Linked DNA regions of Homo sapiens: region 1 is linked to region 2. Evidence: read pairs that join two places in POLR2A ChIA-PET (ENCODE). Cell type or tissue: A673. All regions are shown on one strand. Links, peaks and the distances in the headings refer to the core of each region. The heading gives the core; the rest is flanking DNA.

What was found. ChIA-PET counts read pairs that join two places held together with the same protein. Peaks named below come from ENCODE experiments on the same cell type or tissue, not always from the same donor. Only the 100,000 strongest peaks of a DNase experiment are listed, where the experiment ranks them.
Region 1: POLR2A ChIA-PET joins it to region 2 with 5 read pairs; 2 of 35 experiments call an interaction of 5 or more read pairs at or near these places.

Annotation. Positions count from the first base shown.
Region 1 is chr3:51,469,836-51,477,507 of GRCh38, forward strand. It overlaps DCAF1 (DDB1 and CUL4 associated factor 1), which reads right to left. Exons shown (of 25, transcript NM_001387579.1): 4 at 1,094-1,170. Among named protein-coding and RNA genes, the nearest start is that of DCAF1, 26 kb to the right of the region's middle. In A673, for the core only: no CTCF peak of the experiment used is centred there; no DNase peak of the experiment used is centred there.
Region 2 is chr3:51,578,432-51,586,103 of GRCh38, forward strand. All of the region lies in intron 2 of RAD54L2 (RAD54 like 2), which reads left to right. Among named protein-coding and RNA genes, the nearest start is that of RAD54L2, 44 kb to the left of the region's middle. RefSeq lists an enhancer at 4,663-5,448. In A673, for the core only: no CTCF peak of the experiment used is centred there; a DNase peak (open chromatin) is centred at 3,330.

The DNA of each region.
Region 1 (7,672 bases), core at 2,166-4,665, 110 kb before region 2:
CATGGTGAAACCCCTTCTCTATTAAAAGTGCAAAACTTAGCCGACTGTGGTGGTGCATGCTTGTAATCCCAGCTACTTGGGACACTGAGGCACAAAAATTGCTTGAACCCAAGAAGCAGTGGTTGCAGTGAGCCAAGATCGTGCCACTGCACTGCCGGCTGGGCGACAGAGCAAGATGCCATCTCAAAAAAAAATAATAATAATAAATAAGCCCAAAATAAACCAAATTAACACGAGAAGGCATACTTTAGTTCTCAAGACACCAAAGCAGACATAAGCGTCAAGGTTCCAAATATCAACTTCCTAACTAAAAGCAGGACACTGAATGCTTTCTCAACTATATTTCCCCAACAGTAAAAGGATAATTATTTAGAGGATAATTATTATTAGAAAGATGAAGGCACAGAGAAGAACACCTTTTGTTTTTATGGTTTAAAAAAGTTGGTTGGGCACAGTGGCTCATGCCTATAATCCCAGCACTTTGGGAGGCCCAGGCGGGAGGATAGCTTGTGTCCAGGAGTTCGAGACCAACTTGGGCAGCAAAGCAAGACCCCATCTCTACAAAAAAATAAAAACTAAAAATCAGCCAGGCATGATAGCACACGCCTGTAGTCCCAGCTACTCAAGAGGCTGAGGTGGGAGGATCGTTTGAGCCAGGAGATCCAGGCTGCAGTGAGCTATGATCATGCCACTGCACTGCAACCTGGGCAACAGAGTGAGTACCCATCTCCAAAAAAGAAAAAGTCTGAAAGGAAGACAATTTTTCTTTTTAATTCTTTGTCATCATATCAACTGAGTTAACTAAAGTACACCTACTTCTGTTCCTTTAGGTTAGTTATGTGATATTCGATTGGCAAATATCAAAAATATTTCCAATTTTTTCCAGAAATTTATTTTTCCTCACTAGCTCCACCTTGAGCAACATTTTAACAAATAAAAGGTCTTAAAACTTACCACAAAAGACGCTATTTCAATTCAAAAATTTTCCCATAAGCAATTTTTCTTTTTTAGAAAAGAAAAAAAAGACCCTCGCTTTAATAAAAGTGTCTTAAAAGAAAAAAAAAAGACCCACACTTAAGAGCACAAATCTTACCAGGATGTCGATCATCAAATGGGTCTGGATCCCCTTTACGATACTCTTCAGTTTCTTTTTCAATCAATTGAGACATCCTAGCACAAAGGAAACAAGGGGTCAACTCTGGACAAGCATAAAAAAATGGACCACCACTACAACAGTCAATTCAACGGTCAAGGTAGAAAATAAAAGCAAAGTTAGAAAAAGACTATTTCTTCTGATGTACATAGAAATCTACACAATTATCTCATAAAAGAGTTTCCTCTCCCAAACTCATTCTTTTTTTTTTTTTTTTGACAGTCTCGCTCTGTCGCCCAGGCTGGAGTGCAGTGGTGTGATCTTGGCTCACTGCAAGCTCTACCTCCTGGGTTCATGCCATTCTCCTGCCTCAGTATCCCGCACAGCTGGGACTGCAGGCACCCACCACCACGCCCGGCTAACTTTCTGTACTTTTAGTAGAGACGGGGTTTCACCATGCTAGCCAGGATGGTCTCGATCTCCTGACCTCGTGATCCACCCGCCTCAGCCTCCCAAAGTGCTGGGATGACAGACGTGAGCCACCACACCTGGCCCCCAAACTCATTCTTATATAAACTTTCCCTTCTTCAAAAAATAACATTACCTTCACCTCAGAAACCAAAAATGTAGGACTCATCTTTAAAATCTTCCTTTTCTTGCTGGGCATGATGGCTCACGCCTGTAATCCCAGCACTCTGGGAGGCCGAGGCAGGAGGATCACCTGAGGTTGGGAGTTCAAGAACAGCCTGAACAACATGGAGAAACCCCGTCTCTACTAAAAATACAAAATTAGCTGGGCGTGGTGGCACATACCTGTAATCCCAGCTAGTAGGGAGGCTGAGGCAGGAGAATCACTTGAACCTGGGAGGTGGAGGTTGCGGTGAGGCAAGAGATTGCGCCACTGCACTCCAGCCCGGGCAACAAGAGTGAAACTCTGTCTCAAAAAAAAAAACCTTCCTTTTCTCCTCCCTCTCCCACAACAATTTCTGTTAGCTCTACTACAAGGTACTTCCTGACTCACATCACTTCTCTAATTCTTGACCACTCCTATCCTCATCCAGACCACCATCATCAACTACCTGGATTACCTCTAATGGTCTTTTTACCAGTCTCCTTGCTTCCTGCTTCCATGTCTGATCTGATGCAATTCATTCTCCAACTTCCAATGACTTACCACAATACCCTGAATTAAATCCAAGTACTACTATGGCCTGCAATTATCTGGCTTCTGCCTGCTGCTTCCTGACCACTTCTTCCACTCCTCCACCCTCCTGCATTAACCTTCGGTCACTGTTCTTCAAAGAGCCCAATTTCACTCCTGTTTCAGGGTTACAGTGCTATTAACTCAGCTGGTAACATTTTTCCCACCATCTAAGCCTCCACCCCTGCCCCAAGTAACCGTTCATCTGCTTTCTCTCACTACAAGTGAGTTCTGCCTGATCCAGAATTTGTTTTTTTTCTTGTAGAGATGGGGTCTTGCTATGTTGCCCAGGCTGGAGTCTAGTGGCTATTTACAAGCATAAACATAGCACACTACAGCTTCAAACTCTTGGCCTCAAGCAATCCTCCTGCCTCAGCCTCCCAAGTAGCTGGGTCTATAGGCACGCAACACTGTGTCTGGCTTGTTTCAGACTTTCACATAAATTGAACCATATAATCTTTTTACATCTAACTTTCACCTAGCATGCTTTGAGAGTCATCCATGTTGCTGAATGTATGAAAAGTTCTGTTTCATTAATGCATTTTTTTTTTTTTGAGATGGAGTTTCACTCGTTGCCCAGGCTGGAGTGCAATGGTGCTATCTCAGCTCACCACAACCTCCGCCTCCCAGGTTCAAGCGATTCTGCTGCCTCAGCCTCTTGAGTAGCTGGAATTACAGGCATGCACCACCATACCTGGCTAAGTTTTGTATTTTTAGTAGAGATGGGGTTTCTCCATGTTGGTCAGGCTGGTCTCGAACTCCTGACCTCAGGTGATCTGCCCGCCTCAGCCTCCTAAAAGTGCTGGTTATAGGCGTGAGCCACCACGCCCGGTTATTCATGCATTATTTATAAAACAAGAAAAATGGCTGGGCACAGTGGCTCATGCCTGTAATCCCAACACTTTGGGAAGCCAAGGTGGGCCGATCACCTGAGGTCAGGAGTTCGAGACCAGCCTGACCAACATGGAGAAACCCCATCTCTACTAAAAATACAAAATTAACCGGGCACGGTGCCACATGCCTGTAATCCCAGCTACTCAGGAGGCTGAGGCAGGAGAATCGCTTGAACCCAGGAGGCGGAGGTTGTACTCCATTGCACTCCAGCTTGGGAAACAAGAGCAAAACTCTATCTCAAAAAAAAAAAAAACAAGAAAAATTACTATCTGGGTGACCTAAGACTGACACTCTATAATAATGACAAGCCAATACAAGACTATCATACTCTCCATCTAACATGCTCTGTCCTAAATCAAACTCTCCTATGTGCTTATTTCCAGGACACTATACTTTCTAGTCTTTTTTTTTTTTTTTTTTTTTAAGAAACAGGGTCTAGCATGGGCGACAGAATGAGACTCCATCTCAAAAAAAAAAACAAAAAACAAAACACCAAAAACCAGAAAAAAAAAACAGGGTCTCACTCTGTTGCTCAGGCTGGAGTGCAGCAACACGACTCATGGCTCACTGAAGCCTCAACATCCCAGGCTCAAATGATCCTCCCACCTCAGGCTCCTGAATAACTGGGACTACAGGAACACCACCATGCCCGGCTAACTTCAAAAATTTTTTGTAGTTGGGGATTTGCTCCCCAGGCTGACCTCGAACTCCTGGGCTCAAGCCCACCCTGGCCTACCAAAGTCCTGGGATTACAGGCATTGAGCCACCACACCCAGCCTTGCTAGTCTTTTTTTTTTTGAGATGGAGTCTCGCTCTGTCACCCAGGCTGGAGTGCAATGGCACGATGTCGGCTCACTGCAACCTCTGCCTCCCACGTTCAGGCGATTCTCCTGCCTCAGCCTCCTGAGTAGCTGGGATTACAGGCATGTGCCACCACGCCCAGCTCATTTTTGTATTTTTTTTTTTGGTAGAGACAGGGTTTTGCCATGTTAGTCAGGCTATCTCAAACTCCTAACCTCAAGTGATCCACCCGCCTTGGTTTCCCAAAGTGCTGGGATTACAGGTGTGAGCCACCACATCTGGCCCCTTCCAGTCTTAAGAATTAAACTCTCCTGGCCGGCGCCGTGGCTCATGCCTGTAATCCCAGCACTTTGGGAGGCTGAGGCGGGCGGATCACCTGAGGTTGGGAGTTCGAAATCAGCCTGACCAACATGGAGAAACCCCGTCTCTGCTAAAAATACAAAAAATTAGCCGGGCATGGTGGTGCATGCCTGTAATTCCAGCTACTCGGGAGGCTGAGGCAGGAGAATCGCTTGAACTCAGGAGGCGGAGGTCGCGGTGAGCCGAGATCGTGCCATTGCACTCCAGCCTGGCCAACAAGCGCAAAACTCTGTCCCAAAAATATAACTAAATAAATATAAAAGAGTTAAACTCTCTGCAAAAATTACTGGTCCACTCTAATCAAGCTTCATAAGTATTTCTGCTTTTTCTTCCTTTCCCTCTAAACTCTGAAACCTCTCTTTAACACAAAGGGCAATCACACAAAATAATGTATGTGTACTTGTTTTTTTTGTTGGTGATGGTTTTTTTTTTTTTAATGTTTTTTTAAGAGACAGGGTCTCACTGTCTCTCAGGCTGGACTGCAGTGGCGCAGTGGCACAATCGTACCTCACTGCAGCCTCAAACTTCTGAGCTCAAACAATCCTCCTGCGTCAGCTTCCCAAGTAGGTGGGACTACAGGTGTCAATCAGCATGCCTGGCTTTTTTTTTTTTTTTTTTGAGATGGAGTCTCACTCTGTCGCCCAGGCTGGAGTACAGTGGCGCAATCTCAGCTCACTGCAACCTCCGCCTCCCAGGTTCAAGCAGTTCTCCTACCTCAACCTCCTGAGTAGCTGGGGTTACAGGTACATGCCACCATGCCCGGCTAACTTTTGTATTTTTAGTAGAGATGGGGTTTCACCATGTTGGTCAGGCTGGTCTCTAACTCCTGACCTCATGATCCACCTGCCTCGGCTTCCCAAAGTGCTGGGATTACAGGCGTGAGACACTGCACCCAGCCTTATACCTGGCTATTTTTTAAATTTTTTATATAGATAGCATCTTGCTATGTTGCCCAGGCTGGTCTTGAACTCCTGGACTCAAGCAATACTTCCACCTCAGCTTCACAAAATATACTTAGAATTATATATTGTAAAATCTACTAGTATCAAAAAAGAAAAAAAAAAACAAAAAGATCTACTAGTATCCCCAGTTGAAACTAAGAAATATAACAGAGAAGTTAAAAATATGGCCTCTGGGCCAGGCACAGTGGCTCATGCCTATAATCCCAGCACTTTGGGAGGCCAAGGTGGGAAAATCACTAGAGGTAAGGAGTTAGAGACCAGCCTGGACAATATAGTGAAATCCCCCCCATCTCTACTAAAAATTTAAAAACTAGCCAGGCATGGTGGCAACACATCCTGTAGTCCCTGCTACTCAGGAGACTGAGACTGGAAGACGGCTTGAGCCCAGGAATTCAAGGCTGCAGTAAGCTATGATAAAACTGCTGCACTCCAGGGCCCGGCGTGGTGGCTTACGCCCGTAATCCCAGCACTTTGGGAGGCTGAGGTGGGCAGATCATGAGGTCAGGAGATCAAGACCATCCTGGCTAACACGGCGAAAGCCCGTCTCTACTAAACATACAAAAAATTAGCCGGGCACGGTGGCAGGCGCCTGTAGTCCCAGCTACTCAGGAGGCTGAGGCAGGAGAATGGCGTGAACCCAGGAGGCGGAGCTTGCAGTGAGCCGAGATTGCGCCATCGCACTCCAGCCTGGGCGACAGAGCGAGACTATGTCTCATAAAAAAAAAAAAGGTGGCTTTTGGAGCCAGATTTTCAGGGTTCAAATCTGAGCTCTTCCACAGTGTGAGACACTCTCGGTAAGTTATTTAACCTCTCTGTGCCTCAAGATAATAGTCTCTACGTTACAGAGTTTCCCTGGGTTTCAGTTAATTAGAATAAAACCTGACAAGTAAGAGCTCTTTAGGTGTTAATTGTGGGGTTTTTTTCTTCTGTTTAGTCTTCTCATTTTCCAAGAGTAATTGGCATCATAAAAACTGGGAATCGGGCCAGGCGCAGTGGAGCACTTTGGGAGGCTGAGGCAGGTGGGTCACTTGAGGTCAGGAGGTCAAGACCAGCCTGGCCAACAGGGTAAAACCCATCTCTAGTAAAATACGAAAATTAGCCAGGCATGGTGGCGGGCGCCTATAATCCCAGGTACTCAGGAGGCTGAGGCAGGAGACTCACTTCAGCCAGGGAGGCAGAGATTGCAGTGAGCCAAGATCGAGCCACTGCACTCCAGCCTGGGTGCGAGTGAGACTCCATCTCAAAACAAACAAAAAACTGAGAATAAAAAATAGGAAAAACAGTTAATTTAGGGTAGCTATTGACTGGGATGAGGCAGGAGGGTGCAATCTGGTACTCAAGTTCTACTATAACTTGATCTCGATAATGGTCTTACAAAAAAAAAATCCATCTAGCAGAGTACTTTACAGTATATAAATTATATCTCAAAAAAAAAAAAAAAAAAAAAAAGGCCAGGCGTAGTGGCTCACGCCTGTAATCCCAGCACTTTGGGAGGCTGAGGCGGGCAGATCACGAGATCAGAAGATCAAGACCATCCTGGCTAACACGGTGAAACCCTGTCTCTACTAAAAATACAAAAAAATTAGCCAGGTGTGTTGGCGGGTGCCTGTAATCCCAGATACTCAGGAGGCTGAGGCAGAATAGCGTGAACCCGGGAGGCGGAGCTTGCAGTGAGCTGAGATCGCACCACTGCACTCCAGCCTGGGCAACAGAGCAGACTCCGTCTCAAAAAAAAGACCAGCCTGGCCAACGTGGTAAAACCCTGTCTCTATTAAAAAAAACACAAAAAATTAGCCGGGCTTGGTGGTGGGCACCTAATCCCAGCTACTTGGGAGACTGAGGCAGGAGAATTGCTTGCACCTGGGAGGCAGAGGTTGCAGAGCCGAGATCACACCACTGCACTCCAGCCTGAGCGACAGAGTGAGACTCCATCTCAAAACAAAACAAAAAAAAGCCCACTCGCACAGCTTGGACCAAAGCCAGCCCCTTTCAACAGAATCAAGTCAAAGGCTAATAAAAGGATGAATTCAAGTTACAAAATGACATACACTGTTCTTACGAAACTGTCAAAAGATCATAAAAAGGTCAATAAAAGAGCAGACAGGCCTAAAATTCATTTGCTCTTCATGGAATATACTAAAACACCCAAACCTGCAGCCAGATGAGTGAAGAAAAAAAAAAAACAAAAAACCCTAGAACTATTTTAGAAAATATCCAGTAAAGAGACCCACAATTTGGTGAAGGAGGGAAGTTACCCCTGATTAAAATAAAATAAACTGACCAGCCTGGGCAACCTGGCAAAATCCTGTCTCTACAAAAAAAAAAAAAAATACAAAAATTAGTGGAGCATGGTAGCATGCA
Region 2 (7,672 bases), core at 2,071-4,570:
GGTATGTTGGCCAAGGGAGAGGAGATAGACTGCTGATGGTTAGACTGCTGATGGAATGTATTTTGAACTGCTCAGATCACTACTGATCTTCATTGGTTCTGCTAATTTTGAAGCAGGATATTTCCTTGACCCCCTCATGGGTGGGAACTGGAGTACATGGGGACTAGCAGGAGTGAACTCCGCTCACTCGCTACTCTACTCATCGTGGGAGGGGGAGCACTGGTGAGTGGGTGCAGGAGCTGGGGCTAGTGCTTTTGGGCGCTGGGAAGAGCAAACTCTTTACTGGCCTCGTGGCAGCATCTAGGGGAGGGTGCCTGTGACCCCTGAAGCCCTAGAGGAAGTGTTGCAGTACTCTTTTAGCTTTGTAATCTGTGGATGGCTTAAGTGTTAACAGCTCAGTGGAGGGTCCGTGTGACAGCCTCTTGCACCCACCCTCATGGCACCTGAGTTCTTGTTCGGTATCCAGGAAGAATGAGGTCACACGAACGAATTGAAGGTGGTAAATGTGGGGGATTTTATTGCTGATGAAAGTGGCTCTCAGCCAGAAGGGGAGCTGAAAAGGGGACAGAGCGGGACCGTAATCTTCCCCTGTAGGCCTTCCCTGGCCGGACTCCTCTCCGAAGCTACACCATCAAGCTGTCCCTCTGAAGTCAAGCCGCTTTTCTGTGACATCCAACCGTAGTCTCTGATGCACACCTGCTTCTCCTCTCTCTGCAGGCTGAGCCTGGGCTTTTTTTTTTTTTTTTTTTGAGACAGAGTCTCACGGTGTCGCCCAGACTGCAGTGCAGCGGTGCAGTCTTGGCTCACTGCAAGCTCCACCTCAAGCCTGGGATTTTTATGGGTGCAGGATGGGGGGCAGGGCGGGCCATGGGTGGTTTTGGAAAAGGAAAACATTTGAGTGGGAAAACAGATGTAAGTTCTCACTTTGGGCCATGGTTCCAGGCTTGAGGGTGGGGCCCTTGCCAGGGACCTGCCCTCTTCTGCCCAGAATTTCCCTGCCTCCTGTTCCTATCCTAATTCTCATTATCAGTTTTATTATTACTTAAAATATGGAAAACAGTTTTCTCCTAATTCTCATTATCAGTTTTATTATTACTTAAAATATGGAAAACAGTATCTGAAACAAATTTGGTTCATGTGAGATTCCTGTCTTCCTTTGTGAATTGAGGGGGTGAAACTCACTACGTATTTCCATTTACGAACCCCGGTACCATTTAATTACTAAGTCAACTAGAAATGTGACATTTAGTAGTTTAAAGGTACAGTTTAGGGGCATGTGTTCTCAGGACCTCTGAGGCTATATCACAGGCAAACAAAAAAGTTAAATAAGTAGTATATAGATAAGAAAAGGTACAGTTTACCGGTTGTGTTGAAATAATTCCACAGTTTATTTTTACACATGGGAAGTCAAGAAATCCATCTTCAAACTTTCTGTTGCATTTTGCAGATAGAAACTTTTTACCCTTATTTGCCACTTAAATCCATGTGACACTATATTTCCAACACCAACAATCACTTCTCCAAACAGCACCATGGTGTTTCCAACACTAACAATCAATTTTCCGATTCTCTGGACACCAACTAGATGTTCAACAGTATTCAATTCTGACACTGCCGGGAGTTGGAGCAGATACCACAGGCTAAGGGCTCGGTATTGCAACAACACCCCCACTTTAGACACTAGTCTCAAGTCTTGGCCCACCAGTAACTTCTGACTGACCAGCTATGAATAGGGCATTCCCAAGACCCCTCCTCAGGTTTAATAATTTGCCTGAATGGCCCATAGAACTCAGGAACACATTTTGCTTAGGTTTACCTGTTTCTCATAAAGGATACAACTCAGGAACGGTGAAGTGGAAGAGATGCCAAGGACAAGGTATGGAGGGAGTGGAGCACAGAGCTTCTGTGCCCTATCCTGGAGTGTCACCCTCCCAGCACTTTGATGTGTTCTCCAACCTGGAAGTGCTCTAAATCTCATTGTTCAATAATTTTTATAGAGCTCAATTTCCAGCCCCCACAACCCTACTTCTTAGAGTTCAGTGAGTGGGGCTGAAAGTTCCACCCTGTAGTCCCTGGTCATTCTAGGGACGGGGTCTTTCTAGGTCTTTCCAGTCCCATCCTGGGGCTATCTAGGGGCCCCACCCTAAGTTTATTAGCATAAACTCTGGTGTGATCAAAAGGGGCTGATTATAAATAACAAAAGACACTCCCATCACGTAGGAAATTCCAAGGATTTTAGGAGTTCTGTGCTGGGAACCTGGGACAGAGACCAAATATATTTTGTCTTATACACAAAGCACCACAAAGGGCCTGCAGCTGACTAACATTACCATTGATTTTAGAACTGTGAGAAGCAGAGCCAAAAGAGTTTACTCCTGTCTTGAAGCTAAGTGCATAGAGTGCCCAAGTCACTGGCAAAGTCACAGTGGAAAAGCGTTAATAACCATCCAAATGCAATAATATTAGTACGTTATATTATTTTCTGTAGAATATTTTGAAAATACAAAAGTATATATCACAACGTAGTAGTCATCCATTAACACTTTTATTTGTACTAGATACCAATTAAGGAAAAACTATAGAAACAACCTATATACCATGTAGGTGTAGCTATTTTAAAAGAATTGGTAATTGAAAATCGAAAGTGACCAGTGTCAGCTCAGAAAATCAGCGGTGGTTGTTATTATTATTAACGAGACTCTGTCGCCTAGGCTGGAGTACAGTGGTGCAGTCTGGACCCACTGCAACCTCCATCTCCTGGGTTCAAGCGATTCTCCTGCCTCAGTCTACCAGGTTGCTGGGACTACAGGCACGCACCACCACAACCGGCTAATTTTTGTATTTTTAGTAGAAACGGGGTTTCACTGTGTTGGCCAAGCTGGTCTCGAACTCCTGGCCTCAAGTGATCCACCCACCTCGGCCTCCCAAAGTGCAGGGATTACAGGCGTGAGGCACTGTGCCTATTTGCATTATAAAAGGATTCATATAGAATTCCTGCACGGTCTTATTTAAAAGCTTTGATTTGTTGAAATGCTACTTCCACAGAGCTTTTCAGGATCATGTCTGGTGAGTAGTTTGACTAGATAGAATCTTTGTCACACAGTTCATACTGAATGTTCATGCGGCTATGAAGGGCAAAACATCTCCTCTGTGCGCAGCTTGTATCGGTCTGGGCTCGAAAGCACCCAGACTGAGCTCTGTGGCTCTGTGATAGAGCTCTCAGGAGAGGGAGGATCCTCAGAGGGCTTGTACTTTGAGAAGAGACTGGCAAGGGAGAATGGAGGCAGTGGTGATTGGGGAATTGGAAGGATGAGACACTGAGCATGGCTTGGCTTTTTTCCAAGCCTCTTCAGTCTCATTGTCTAGCAGATAAACCTGATCTGCTTTTAAGCTGTTCTGAACTCAGGGCTGACTTAGGCTTAGGGAAGTCTGAGGAAAGTGGACCCTCCATGTCCCTGCCATGTGGGTTCTTGTTTCTGTAGTCTCCCTTCTCTTTTCTTTTTTTTTTTTTTGAGTCAGGGTTACTCTGTCACCCAGGCTGAAGTGCAGTGGTATGATCATGACCCACTGGAACCTTGAACACCTGAGCTCAAGTGATCCTCTGGCCTCAGACTATAGGTGGGCACTAGCATGCTGGCTAATTTTTAAATTTTTTTGTAGAGATGAGGTCTCACTATGTTGCCCAGGCTGGTCTCAAACTCCTGGGCTCAAGCAATCCTCCCACCTTGGCTTCTCAAAAGTCCTGAGATAATAGACATGAGCCACTGTGCCTGGCCAGTAATCACCAGCTTAAGAAGTTATAGCTGTGTGGAAAGACACAGGACTCATAGGTCAAATGGTAACATCCTACATACACAGAAGGAAACACACACACAAACAAAGCCTTTGTTCACAAGCAAAGAATTTCTTTCTCATTCTTGCCTCATCCCCTGTATCCAGAGATCTTATTTTTTTCCTCTTCTTATCACCTTCATTTTACACTGGTCTGATGTTTTTTGTTTTGTTTGTGTGTGTGTGAGTGAATTTTTCAGAGCTCAGCTTTCTAGAGGGTGGAGCAGTGTCTGTCACACGGGCTTCTCATAGCTCAAACTGTCATCCCTGCTTTAGCTCATCTCTTCCTAATTGTTCTCTACCCTCCACCCCCCACAACTCTGCCTTTTTTTTTTTTTTCCTGCTGGCCATGATTCCATGGAGAAGGAAACGAACCTTTCATTTGCTCCCCTCAGAATGGCCTTCTAGAACTTTGCCTCTGTTTACTCAAGGCGTCTGGGAATAATCCTGTAGGGGTGTGCTATTCAATGACTTCCTACTTGAAGGGTCTAAGCCAGGGAAGTCTTTTTTTTTTGAGACGGAGTCTCGCTCTGTCGCCCAGGCCGGACTGCGGACTGCAGTGGCGCAATCTCGGCTCACTGCAAGCTCTGCTTCCCGGGTTCACGCCATTCTCCTGCCTCAGCCTCCCGAGTAGCTGGGACTACAGGCGCCCGCCACCGCGCCCGGCTAATTTTTTGTATTTTTAGTAGAGACGGGGTTTCACCTTGTTAGCCAGGATGGTCTCGATCTCCTGACCTCGTGATCTGCCCACCTTGGCCTCCCAAAGTGCTAGGATTACAGGCATGAGCCACCATGCCCGGCCAAGAATGTTAATATATCTTAAAAATTAATAAACTTACATGTTAGCAAATAACCTTTTTAATGAAAAATATTTTCTAAAACAATAAAATTGGAAGAGTAGAATTGTTTTACGCATTTGAAAATTTGAAGATGTCTGGCTCCATAGAGACAGCTAGATTCCTAGATCTCCTTCAACATATAGCCTGTTGTGACTTATTGTTTTGATGTTGACTTAACTGTATTGTTGAAGCACATGAAGAAAAACGAGCCTCACACAGAAATGTAGTTGGAAAAGGAAGGCATGTGTTTTAATAAAGCCTTTTCAGATTGTGTATATTCTTTGGTACTATGCCAAAACTCTGATAAGTGGTAGCTTCTTTTTTTTTATTTTTTTTTTTTTGAGTCTCGCTCTTCTTGCCCAGACTAGAGTGCAATGGCCTGATCTTGGCTCACCACAACCTCCACCTCCCGGGTTCAAGCAATTATCCTGCCTCAGCCTCCCAAGTAGCTGGGATTCCAGACATGTGCCACCACGCCCAGCTAATTTTTTTTTTTTTTTTTTTTAGTAGAGACGGGATTTCTCCATGTTAGTCAGGCTGATCTTGAACTCCCGACCTCAGGTGATCTGCCCGCCTCGGCCTCCCAAAGTGCTGGGATTACAGGCATGAGCCACCACGCCCGGCCGACAAGTGGTAGCTTCTTAAAGGTTAATTGTAATACAGAGTTTGAAAAAGTTACCTCGAGGAATTTTTTTGTACTTTATTAACATAAAAATCCATTTTTTATCTTGCACTTTGAATGGCTTTTTTTTTTTTTTTAAACTGGGGTAGCCTCTTGAGCCATGGTGGGCTCAGAGACTCCCTGAATGGCTCTTTAAACCATAATTTTGACATTGTGGTTCCATTGAAAGGGTCTTGGGGACTCCCAGGGGTTCCCAGACCACACTTTGAGAATTGCTGTTTTAGAATCTGGAAGAGATCTTGAAGATTAACTCAGGCCCATTTCTCCCCTGGGTTGGAATAAGAGGAGTGATTGAAGCTGAGGGAGGACTGACTTGCCCAAAGTCATTTAGCTAGTTATTCATAGAGCTGTGGCTGGAATTAGGTTTCTTGACTGATTCTGTAAACATGTCTTTAGTGCTATGCTAGGTTCTGATTCCCTGGGCCAGGCTACATTGTGCTATCTTTTGGAGGTAGTTGTCTCCTGTGGAGAGAGTTGTCTTCTGTGGCCCTGGTCCTTCGAGTCTTGAATGCATTTGTTCACCTTTTGTTTCTTATTTTCTCTTAAGTTTCAAATTGCCAAAATCATCATTATATTTCCAAGTAAAATGTTGAGCTGTTGTGTCAGTTTAGCTCTGTGGCTGCTTTGTGTGTATCTAAATTTTCTTTATGTAACTGATAGACACTCAAAAGGCATTGGGCTACATGGAGGTTTGAAGTATGCATTGGGTGTGATTGGAGTAGTGTCTGTTTTGCATAGGAAGGTATTTGGAAAGAACTTTAACAGTCCATAGTGGATCTCTCAGCAGACTGGAAGAATTCTGTGGGTACTTGGTGAGTACTATACTCCGTATAGTACTCTACAGTACTATATATATATATATATATGCTATATATACTATAATATATATACTCTATAGTACTTACTATAGAGTAACTGAACTTTCTTTTGTCTTTGAATTATATAAATTCCTTGTCTATTTTTTTTAAGGGTATTGACCAAAACTTTGGACTGAATGTTTTCCTGCTGTTCTTTTTAAAAATTTTTTATTTATTTATTTATTTTTCGAGACTGGCTCTGTTACCTAGGCTGGAGTACAGTGGTACAGTCATGGCTCATTGCAGCCTTAACCTCCCGGGCTCAAGTGATTCTCCCACCTCAGCCTCCCAAGTAGATGGGACTACAGGTACACACCACTATGCCTGGCTAATTTTTTTTTTGTAGAGGTGGGGTCTTCTCTACAAAAAAGCCCAGCCCAGGCTGGTCTCAAACTCCTGGGCTCAAACGATTCTCCTGCCTCAGTCTCCCAAAGTGTTGGGATTATAGGAGTGAGCCACTATGCCTGGCCTGTTTTTCTACTCTTAAAAGACTTTCTTCCCCTTGTAAATTAGCTCAAATCCAGTGTTTTGTATAGATATTCTTCAAGAAAAAAAACAAGTCATTTGCGCTTGCTGTGGACTTGCTTTGAGACCACTTGACAGAATTTAGTACTACTGAAGGTCACCAAAATTAATGAGGACATGGCAGTCTGGGAAGGATCTTTTTATTTAAAAGGAACAATCATGATGCTATCAAGGACCATAATGACATCTGTGAAATTTCATGAGCTGCCTCACAATGATGAGGCAGCGTGTGTGCTCGGAGTCTTATGATTTCAGTGTGAACTCTGCAAGCCTGGTCGTCTGCTTTGTGAACAAAGGCTTTGTTTGTGTGTGTGTTTCCTCTTGTGTATATCCTAATATCCCCACCTTGCCATGCCTCATGTCTCTAAGGCCTGTGCCTGCATGATTAATTCTGCTGATTGTTGGCCAGGTACCACTCTATTGACAGGTGGCGTTGTCTTTGAACTTAGCAAGGCAGAACAATATTTTCCTTCACTCTCACGATTGCTATGAGGTGCTAGGCTAGGATTGGCTATGGGTTTCTTCATAATTACAGCCTCCTTTTAACAAACCTAATATATTAAACTGTAGACTTATTAAAACACTTAGGGGTTGAATATTTGCTTTTCAGAGCGGTCCTCTTTAGAGTTCCTTTAAATAGCTAGTTCTCCAGTTTCATTAAAATACAATTTGATTCCCAGAACTTGCACTGTAAGAACACAGGTCCTCATTAAGGTGCAGCATACCCATTATTGCTCTCCTGGTTTCTGTGTATTAGAGGCAGAGCCCCTTGTCACTGGAGATTGTAGCAGTGTTTTGCCTAGAATGAGGAGCAAATGAGGGAGATGGATTATTTTCTTTATCACCACCCCGCCCCCACCGCCACCAACCATGTCTGTCTAACAGTTCTGCTAAGAGCTGACTACTGAATCAAGGCTGCCTTGTGTTCTGAAAGGCTA